Regions from separate parts of the Mus musculus genome. Here region 2 is linked to region 1. A link is a contact called in ENCODE POLR2A ChIA-PET data. All regions are on one chromosome and are shown on one strand. The core of a region is the stretch at or near the end of the contact, and the rest is flanking DNA. Distances in the headings are between cores, read along the strand shown.

Region 1 (5,695 bases), core at 956-3,455:
TCTCCTCTATGAGCCCCTGGCCATGGTCATCAGACAGCTTTCTACACACAGATGTGACAAGGACAGGGAGCTTTCCTTGCTCTTATTCTTTATAAATGGGGCACTCCCTAACCATGCCAAGGCACCAAGCCTCGGCAGGCACTCAGGTGGCTCCCACAACCCTCTCCAGCTTTTCTTAAAGCTCCTTTCACATTCTTCAAAAATAATAAATTCTGTCTTCCACTGCACACCCAGTTGAGCACTTCTGGTCTAACAGAATTACCTTAGGTCATAAAGTCATAATGCTACACATGGGAGATTTAAAAGTAAATAAATAAAAGTTTACAGTGCTGATAGAATGAATGGATGAATGAATGAATTCTGCTAAGACAGCATATCCAAATTCATAGATTTATGACCTTAGGACCCCTTAAGTAGAAGTTGCCTACTACACAAGAGGCTAAGAGCTGGCTTTAAAGGGAGCACAGTGCATTTGCCTGTGTCAATACTAGACCTGCAGAAAGACTGCTTGAGCTCAGGCACTTTGAGGAACCTGATCAATACAGCAAAATACCATCTCCATTTAAAAAAAAAAACTATTTCTAGAATCGGTGTGATTCTTATCCAAACATATTTTCTACTGTGGTTATGTATCTATAAGCCAAGGTACAGTTACCAGATTTTACCAGATTAAATAAGTAATTGCCCTGTCCATGCTTACCATACCCAGAGCTGTAAGCTGACAGTTGTTTCAAGCACACATGCATGTGTTAGTCAGCCTCAGGACCAACACCTACCAAACATACAAGCCTCACACACCCAGAAAGCCCCGGGACTCATCCCTTTTAATACAAAGCTGGTTTTTACCTATTAAGCAAGCATACTCTGTAAGTTTTTTCTTACAATTTTATCAGTAGTGTTTCCAGAGATAAAAGAAAACGGTTCACAAGAAAGAAAAATTGACCCTGTGACATCTTGCATTATCCTCTAGGCACTCTTTCACGTGTGATGATGGGTCGGTCGGTCTGTCTCTAGCAATCTACATCAGACCTCATTCTCAGTAAGTTGTGCCGTATCACTTCAAGTACACTCTCATCAGTCTGCTAGGAAAATTATGAGGGCTAATAACTTTTAAATCTCGACAATTATTTACAGAAACATACTGACAATTTTTTTCCCACTAGGAACTTGGTTAAAGTTCCATTAGATGCTGCTATTATTTCCATTTAAAGATTTTCGTAACACTGGAAGTCAAATAGCTCTACTAGACTAGACCACTTTTACAGCAGTAGATAGTACAAGGAAGCTAACTCCAGCCTCGGAGCCTGAGCTCTCACTGGACTTGATCACCTTTTTGGTAAGCTTGAAAACTCACATACACATACACATACACATACACATGCCTGCTGCAGGTCAGTCTTAATGCTAACCTGAGCGGAAGAAAGACTGCAACTTAAGCAGACTCCCAAGTAGTTTGCCCTGCGGCCAGCCCATTACCTTTCCTCCTTATTTCCAACTATTCCCGCTCTCCAAAAGAAAGGAAGAAATCAAGGAGAGAAAGTAAGCATTGCAGCAGTTGGCCTACGGTGATTCTCTCCAACCCTTCGCGTCTCCAAAGTTCCCCAAATTCGAGGGGGCAGAAAGAGAGGGTCCTCCGTCAAGGGGAGGGGGAGGAGGGCAGCGATCAGATCCGCCCGCCCGTTTTCGAGCTCGCACACCAAAAATGGAAACTCCGTTTGTCTTTTTTTTTTTTTTTCCCAAAGAAAAACCATGGTTCCTATACCTCAGTGGACGTCGAGTGGAGTCTCTGGCCCGACCCCCACACGCCGGCCTAACACCCGCCGAGCCTCCGAATCGGACCGCGGCCGCTTGAGGCGTTTCGGAAGCCCCTCGGCCGGCTCTCACGCTCGGGGTGGGGGGACAGCTAGGACCCCGGCCGCCCTACCCGCCGCCACAGTCCGTCCCTCCGCCTGGGCCTCGCGTGTCCGCGCCCCAGAAGAGCCGTGCAGGACAGACAGACGCCGCTCACCTGAGAGCCCGGACGGACCCGGAACGCGGAGACGCGGCGGAGAGCGAGCGACCGTCAAGCCCCGCAGGAGCACGCCGTGAACCGCCGGCCGCAGGCTTTCCGCTCGCTCCCAGAGCGTGTTTTCAAATCGCCTCGTCCTCACGCGGACGCGTCTCCTTCCGCCGCCCGGAAGTGGGGGCCCTCCCTCGCCGCGCTCACGTGACCGCAGGTCGCAATCGCGCGCAGCCGGAGGGCGGGTCCAGATTTGCACGCCACGCCCCCTCTAAGAGGGGCTGCGCCGGAAGCTGGAGGAAAGAGAGGAGGGTCTAGGGTCCAGCAAGCCGAGTCAGGTCTTCCAGCATCCTTGGCTTGGAGGATGTTGGCTGGTTACAGCTTGAAAGGCGGTCTTCTCCCCCCAAGGACTTCAGTTCTTCAAACCTGGAGCTAGAGAAAAGTATAAACTGAGCTTAATTGAGGAAGGAAAAAGTTTCGGACAGCAAAGATAGCATTTCTGGGAAGGGTAACCTGGACTAAAGGCAAATAGACAAATGCTAAGAGGTTACAAACTATACCTTGTGGCAGAGTCCCGGAAACCTAGGACAGGGTTTTCCCCAATTCAACATTTTCAGCATATAATTAACTTCTACTAATCAAAGTAAGTGGATTTAGAGAAATTTGAGACATTAAAATGCCTACAAAGAAGATGTGAAGAAAGAAATCTTGAAAACAAAACCATCTAAAGATTGACTTAGCCACATATAAGGAAAAGCATACAGATAGAGTGTCAGCCTAGAGTCAAATTTGTCTTTGCAGCTTCCTACATATAAGAACTAGAAAAGCCTAATACCTTATATTGAGGTTCAATATACGAAGTAGGGATAAAACGATAATAACTAAATTCAGGAGACCCAAGCATCAGAATTAAGGTCACACCTCCTCTGTGTTAATGAATAAAGAATAAAGCCAAAAAGCCACCACACAGACAACCTCCCCTCCCCCACCGCACCTGCCTTGGGAGTTGATGACATTATATGTAAAACTATAAAATAAAAAAAAAATTATAAAGGCTTATGCCACCTAGATATGCCCCCTAAACTCCAAAATGCTACCAGCTTATTCAGAACTTCTCCCTTCAGCTTTGCAATGTATATCTATCTCAGTATCAACAAGGACTAAAAGATAACTCTGCACATCCATTCTGAAATATTTTCCTACAACCTCTTCACCTTAAATAGCATCCCATCCTGCCAGTTACTCAAGCCAAACCTTAAAAGCTGGCATCTTTCTGAGACCATGTGGCTTCTAACCCAGGAGAAAAACCAGCTGGCTCTGACTTCCACTATTAATCACCATCTCCCTGGCTACCTTCAAGGTCCACATCACCCCGATCAGAGGAAAGAGCCGGGAACACATTTCTCTCCATCTTAGACCCCATACAGTCTAACATTTGCAGAGCAGTTCTCGGAATATTTTTTTATATATGGCAAAGCATGTCACTATAAAACTCTTCGGTGGTTCCCCATGTCACTTACCCCCCCAAATCTAGAGTCCTTCTGATGGCCTCAAATCCTACCATATTGGAACAGTCCTTTGCAGTCCTCTGAGCACTGTTTTGCTATGTTCCCTTTTCTCTCTGTTCCTGTGACCTTCACTTCTTTGCTCTCCTTAAATACAAGAGACGTGTACCCCTTTATCTTTCTAGTTAGACCTTTTCTTTATATTCCTATCTGCCTGAAGTACACAACCCAGTAAATCCACTGGACAAATTTCCCTCACTTGAATTTGCTCAAACATCTTCTACCTTCAAGGTATGCCTATCCTGGTGGCCTGAATTAAAAATCATAACATATTGTCCTACATATAGACATTTCCTTCCTCTGCTCAACATTTTTCTTTCTTAGGGTGTACCACCTTCTAATGTACTGTATAATTTACATACCGCTTACTACCTGTCCCCCTCACTCACCACTAAAATATATGTTTCATGTTGCACCTCTGTTTGGTTCAGTCTATATCCTAAATACCTAAAATAGTGTATGGAGCATAGTAGGCCCACAATAAATATCAACAAAACACATGCTATTTGGTAATGTTCAGCCATAGTTCTTTTGTTTCCTATTTTGGTGTAGAACAGAGATTATAGACTCAGAGAAAAGCAGGCCTGGTGGCTTTGTGTGTGGCTAATATAAATATTAATGGTGTGGGAAAAAAAAAAAGCAGTCACTTTCGAACAATGGGCAATATTTACCCTGAAGGAATGCAGAGCAAAATTAAACCCCCAGAAATGTTTATAAGAAATCTAGTCTTTAAATATGGGTAGTGTTCTTTGGATTTGAAGTTGGTCCCCAGCTAACCACACCATTGAGAGGTGATTGACGCTAACTCCATGGATGATTTAATTAGCTTACCATTGATAAGTTCAGACTGAATAAGCAATAAGAAGTAGTTTTGGTTAGAAGGAAAGGCTGGTGGGGGTGAAGCGCTCCTGGCCCTTTTGAGTATGCCTCTCTCTCTCTCTCTCTCTCTCTCTCTCTCTCTCTCTCCTTCTCGGCCACTTCAAAGTGAGCCTGTCTTTTCTAGGTGCCACAGGGCCAAACCAGCAAAGCCGGTTGGCCATGAAGTGAACCCTATGAAACCATGAACCAGAGTGAATCTTTCCTCTTTTAAATTGTTTATCTCAGGTGGTTTTTGTCAGAGCCATAAAAAGTGACTGACACAATTGCCAAACAGATAACATTCCCCCTGAGTTTTAAAACTGTGTGTGCCAACAAAACAGTTATGAACAGGCTGCTAGTTTATTGTCTCTACTCTAAAACATGAAAACTGTGAGCATAAAGACTGGACTTCTCAACTTGTAAGTGACAAATTCTACAATTACAAGGAATATCTACTTAGAGATCTTTGTTACATAACAATACTAATTAGCAAGATTTCTTGACCTAGGCCAGAAAAGCACTGTTTACAGTAAACAGGCATTCTAGAATGTAAAGAGGAGTGTATTCCTAACACTCGCTAATTGGCCACACAAGTGTTCATTTCTTTGGCCCTTACAAAACCAATTGGCTAAAATAATAGAAATACATTGGCCTTCAGTTCTGGAGACTGGAGTCACTAGAAATCAAGACATCAACAATGTTGATTGCTCTTCAGACTAAGAGAGAGAATCTGCCCTATTCCACTCCTTGCTCCTGGAAGCCTTAGATATTCATTGCAGATCCTATTCTCTGTATTGTGCACATCGACTACCCTGTAGGTATGCCTCTGTGTGTATGTGTTCAAGCTTCCTACTTTCATAAATAATGCAAACTAAGGGGTCTTTGAAATGAGACAGCCTGAGGGTCTTGATCAGGTTTGTATTCAGGCAGGAAAAATCTGAAGCACAATACGTAGCACGGCAAACAGAAACAACGGTTTAGAAAAGATGTTTATTGGGGGATGAGCAGATGCAGAGAGAAAAAGGACCCACTGCAAAGCACAAATCCAGTCTTGAGGCCTAGTGGTCCTCTCAAGTGTTTAGTGTTGGTCAGTTTGAAGAAAGCTAGAACGGTTTGATTGGCCCAGAACTGTTGTGTGACATGGCCTAAGCAGGCCTTGAGCCTGTCCATCAGCAGGGGGCCTATTGGCTTATCTCAGATTTTGTCTCCTATTGGGCTTTGTAGGCTTTTGTCTCCCAATAGGAGACAAAATCTTACAAAGCCTTAATTTTAA
Region 2 (5,268 bases), core at 1,909-4,408, 110 kb after region 1:
CCTGTTTGGGGGAACTCGCCTTAGCTGGTGGGATGTTATTAGATGTGGACAAGCAGCAGGAGGAAGCTGCCTGCATAAACTTCAACACTGACAAATTCTCCCAGAAGCCTCTGCTCTGGCAACCAGAGTGCCAGCATTAATTCTGGTGGAGTGACCCAGTGTTCAGCCTGTGCACAGGAACTGCTGGATCTTCCGTTGAAGCAGAGCCATTCAGCCAGGGCTACCCTAGATCAGCCAATCCTAGCACAGACCCCATAAGGCCTATGAAGAAAGACTGTCTCATGGTGCCCATTTTTTTTTTTTTTTTTTTTTTGGTTTTTCGAGACAGGGTTTCTCTGTATAGCCCTGGCTGTCCTGGAACTCACTTTGTAGACCAGGCTGGCCTCAAACTCAGAAATCTGCCTGCCTCTGCCTCCTGAGTGCTGGGATTAAAGGCATACGCCACCACGCCCGGCTGGTGCCCACATTTTATGGTTGTTTGTTAAGGAGCAATAGTTGATTGATCAAGGTTAGGTCATGGGGTTCCTCACCTTGGCAGTGCATCTGAATTATTTAGAGAACTTTAAAAGAAATAGATACTAAAACTTCCTCTAGACTGTCTGGAGCAGTTTTCAGAAATCTACATTCCTTTTAAACTCTCTGGGTGGATTTTACATAGGAGTTCCACATCCTTTAGTTATCTGTTATTTGGCAATCACAAATACTAAGAAGTATGATAGGGCTTCTATGTAACCTCTAAAATATTTTTTCTTCTTTGACCAAACAATAAAATGAGAACTCCTTTCTGACACAGTAGTACTAAAGTCAGAGAGATCCTTTCTCCCTGGAGTAAAGTCCCCTCGCAGAATCTTTTCCAATGTGAAAAATGTGGAGAACTCCATTTTGACTTTTTCCTTAGCTGATCTGGAAAAGGATCCAGATGCGAATTGTGATTCAAGACCTAGGGTTATTTGCTTTCAATTTAAACTAAGGTTGTGTCCTCTTAGTATTTTTGCCTGGGCTAGGATTAGCAGGCAAATGGAAATATTTGCATAAGGCAGCATCCTGGGGCTGGGAGCGTGAAGACACTGTTCATGGAGGAGACATCTGTGACATTAAGCTTTAACAGAGAGGCTGCTGGGAGCTGGGCCACAGGAGGAGGCCTCTGCTGTGGCTGAGCAGGCAGGGGCTGGGATCACTCTTGGTTCAGTGCATCAGGAAGTGTGCTAGGCTAACAGCTCAGAGGCTGGAGGCAAACTATAGACGGTGTTGGAGATGCAGATCTATTTAGATAAAAAGCATGGCAGATGTGCAACTTAACAGCAAATAGTTTTTAAAATTATGATGACAAAACCTTTTCATTGAAAAAAAACTCAACAGAAAAATATGAGCGGCAAGTACCTATCACCCACAATCCTCTTTTCCAGAGTCAGTGGTAATGTAATGGGGTAAAGCAGTCTTGCTCTTTCTTTGGGTTGGTACATATGTATAGTTTAGAAAAGAAAGGTTTTCTTTTCTTTAAAGAGCATTTATTTATTGATGTGTGCCTATATGGGTTTATGTGCTTCAGACTGCCGGGAACTGGAGTCACAGGCAGTTGGGCATCACCTGATGTGGCCGCTGAGAACCAAACCTAGGAAGGACTCCATCACTGAACCATCTCTCCAGTCTCCAGTATCCCTGTTTCTATACCATTCATCATTAACCTAATCATTATCAAAATCTATACACAAAGATGACCACCGGGGTCATATTTTACTGTTACACAAAAGCTGTCATGAAAATCTTCCTTTATTCATTGTTGTGTCTTGTTCAACCATCTCTAAAGCAAAAATTCCAATATTGGTATTGTTAGGAAAACAAATTTAGTTTTTTTCTTCATATTTAGGTTGCCGCGCCCTCCAAAATGTATGCATGAATAGTGCTAAGTTTGTCAGTCTTTCTAACTTTTTAATAATCATCCAGAGGGGTAACTTTTTGGTTTAAATATCTTTCCCTTTGTTGCTAGTGGCTTTAAATTTTTTTTGAAAATAAGTTTATTTGTAATGTATATGGGTGTTTTGTTTGATGCATATCTATACCACATGCCTACACTGCCCTTTGAGGCCAGAAGAGAGTTCTTGGTACAGTGTTTACAGATGGTTGTGATGCTGTGGGAATCCAAGCTGGGGCCTCTGCAAAAGCAGCCTGGGCTCTCAGCTGCCGGCTATCTCTTGCTGGTCTCCAAAGCTTTCTCCCTTGCCTGGACTTCTCAAAGCCTCCTTGTCTTTACTTCTATGTTCAGTGTTTGTTTTGTATTTAGATTGTAGCTTTCTTCAAGTGTCCTTTTTGCAATTTTCTTAATTTTACAATGAAATTCTAGAATTCCTTCTGAAGTGGGCAACAATAACAGACTTCGAACAAAGCGGAAAATTTCCAAAAATTTGGCCTATGGTCTTATTGCCTGTGTAAAGTTATCATCTAGCAAGGTGAGGGCTGCAGAGGACTGTACTGGGCTCCAGACAGCTGGAAGACTCTTGGTCCCAACTTCCTGATTTGGGGAAGGCAGAAAACCAGTATGGGAACTCCTTTGTAGGGCTGTGAAATAGAACTGGAGAGGATACAGGCTAAGAGCTTCCTCTAGGCCTTGGATATAGCAAATCCGCTCTAAATCTTTGCTATTATGCGCGGAAAGGGCAACGCACTTTAAAGATTCAGCCGAGAGATGTAGTTATCCAGGAACCCGGTGGGGCGAGTCTTGGGGATTAAGCCTTTTCCCCGGAGAAGTGCACAGCGGGAGTGAGCACTAGGTACCAATCCCGATCCTGCCCATTTCTTGGGATGTGACTGACCTTGGACAAGTCACCTTTTGCCTTTAACTCCACCTGGAAAACACACGAAAGACCACCCGAGCTCGTGCAGGGTTAGAAGGCGCGTGGGAAAGGCTCACAAAGGGCTTCTGAGACACCGTCCCGAAGCTCTCTCCAGTATCCTCGGCGCCGTCCGGCCAGCCGGAGGGATCGGCGACCCCGGCCCGCGCCCCCGCCCGCCTCAGGAACAATGGCTCCCCGGGAGGGGCGGAGCTCGGCGCCGGGGGTGTGCGCGGGGCGGGGTCGCCGCTCCCTCCCCGCCCGCGGCTCCGTCACGCGCCCCTCACCGGGCGGGCCGGGGTCTTTGTGACGCGGCGGCGACAGCCGCGCGGACACAAAGGGAAGGCGAGCCTGCGAGCTAGAAGCTGCGTCCGTCCCCGCCCCGCGCCCCCCGCGCGCGCCCCAGCTCCGTGTTCCCCACGCGGCGCGCTCCCTGCCCTCGCGCGCCCGCGCCCCTCGCCCGCGCCGGGGTCTCCCAACGAGGCTGTCCCGAGCGCGGAGGGCCGGGGCCTGGCGGGGATGCTGCGGGGCTGCCCCGGGCGGCTGCACGGCTGCTAGGAGGCGGCGCGGGGCCGGTGTGCCCGGCCTGCCGCTCCCTGAGCTCCCCGCCGTGCGGCCGCGACAGCATGGGCGCCCAGGCGCCGCTCCGGCTGCCGGCCGCGCCCCCGCTCGCCGTCTGCGGCTACACGTCGGTGCTTCTGCTCTTCGCCTTCTGCCTGCCCGGGAGCCGCGCGTCCAACCAGCCCGCGGGCGGCGGCGGGGACTGTCCGGGAGGCAGAGGCAAGAGCAACTGCTCAGGTAGGAGCCGCCGGCGCCCGCCTCTGGGGCTCCTCCCTTCCGCCGTTCTGGGCCGCGGGAGGACCCGGTGTGGACCAGGGTGCTGAGGAGTCCCGGGGGCCGGGCGGAGGGCAGGACGAGAGTTCGCGGTGCGGGCTTTGGGGACCTGGGTTGGGGATGGGGAGTGGTCGTTTGTGGGTCCGTAGGTGTCGAGTGGCCGGGACTAGGGCGGCCCTGCGGCGTGGTGAGCTGGTGAGGTTCCGCGAGACGGAGCAGTGATCCTGGGTTTGCTCGTGGAAGCGCGTGTAAAGTGTTGTGAAGCCCCAAGGGAGGGAGGACGGCTAGGCTTCAAGGGGAGTGTGTGCGTGTGTGTGTGTTTGTGTGTGAGTGTGATGGTGAGGAACTGGCGGACTGAGGATAAGGGCCTGAGAACTGACCATGTGTTGGTGGGGAGGTTCTTAAGAGTTCCTGGGTTTTAAGAGGGGTAATGCCGGTAAAAAGAAGGAGTGGTTATGTTTGTCCTTTGGGTTCAGGGGTGCAGTGGGGACCAAATCTGTCCACGGTTCTGTGCATCAGGGCAGCAGGGAGTCCCAGGAGGGCCCAGGAAGTGTTTTGTTGGTTGTGTCTGGACAAAGCCTGAGGCTCAGGTAACCACGCTGGAGTACGTATATAGGGTGAAGAGATGAGAGCCCAGTAGTGAACCCAGTTTGACAGAGGGAGGGAGCTAGGGAGTCATCTTGTGTGGGATTTGGGTATGAAAGGTAATTAGGTCTCAGAGAGTGCCCCTGTGTAGCTAGAGTAACCCCGGGTTAATTAAAGTGGTGTAGAAAGAGAGGCAATGGTGGTGTGTGTGTTTTGCAGGAGGACCTGGAAGATTGGCAGCCAGGGGAGCCAGGGAGTAAGTGACCTCTCCCCTCTCTCCAAGGCCGCCTGCCCTCCCACAGCTGTTGGAAACAAAGAGCGTGCTGGGGTTTTAATGGATGACACAGGGGAGGAGGGGGCCGGCCAGTAAAGTTCCCCCGTCCTTTTGGAAAGAGTCCCAGGGGAGCCAGGGGATTCAGGCCCTCGGGCGAGCAGAGGCTTCCGGGTTCTCTTGGGGGAGGGTAGGTCTGCTTGCAGCTGGCCCAGCAGACCTAGTGGTCATAAGCCAGCCCTTGCTCACTTGGGCTTTTATCACTTCTCAGACCAGCACTTGTCCTTTTAACTAGGGTTGAAGCGGGGAGGAGGGGTGCACCTGAGAGTCGATAGAGTCAGCTAGTGGGGGCCTGACAGACAGCCTGGGAGTTCGTGAAGGGGCTATGTTTATAGGACAGTGATTTAGGCGAAAGAGGCTTTATGCTGGCCTTTTTTTTTTTTTTTTTTTTTTTTTTTTTTGTGGTGGGGGACACCTTTTTTAGTAATTTTCATATGGTATGTTTTATGAGAGGTTTTGAGAACTAATAAAAATGGCATGCCCATTAAAAGCCTTTCCACCCATAAACTCTCTTCTATTTTTCTAATCGTAATTGGGATGGGATGACGCTTTAGTAAGCCGTCACTCTTTAAGAAGATAAGCTCTTTGTAAATCAGAGTGATTTGGGTTTTTTTTGGGGTACCAAATGATGGTTACCTTTTTTAGGTGACCACGCTGTCAAAATATCTTACTGGGTGATGTGTTACGGTT

What was found. ChIA-PET counts read pairs that join two places held with the same protein, here RNA polymerase II (POLR2A).
Region 2: POLR2A ChIA-PET joins it to region 1 with 31 read pairs in embryonic stem cell. The contact joins the promoter of Tmeff1 here to the promoter of Tex10 in region 1. POLR2A ChIA-PET finds 5 or more read pairs at or near these places in 5 of 5 experiments (Patski and embryonic stem cell).

Annotation. Positions count from the first base shown.
Region 1 is chr4:48,471,258-48,476,952 of GRCm38, forward strand. Tex10 (testis expressed gene 10) reads right to left here and starts at 2,206. Exons shown (of 15, transcript NM_001355740.1): 1 at 2,009-2,206.
Region 2 is chr4:48,582,016-48,587,283 of GRCm38, forward strand. It overlaps Tmeff1 (transmembrane protein with EGF-like and two follistatin-like domains 1), which reads left to right and starts at 3,159. Exons shown (of 10, transcript NM_001356272.1): 1 at 3,159-3,626. The coding sequence starts at 3,455.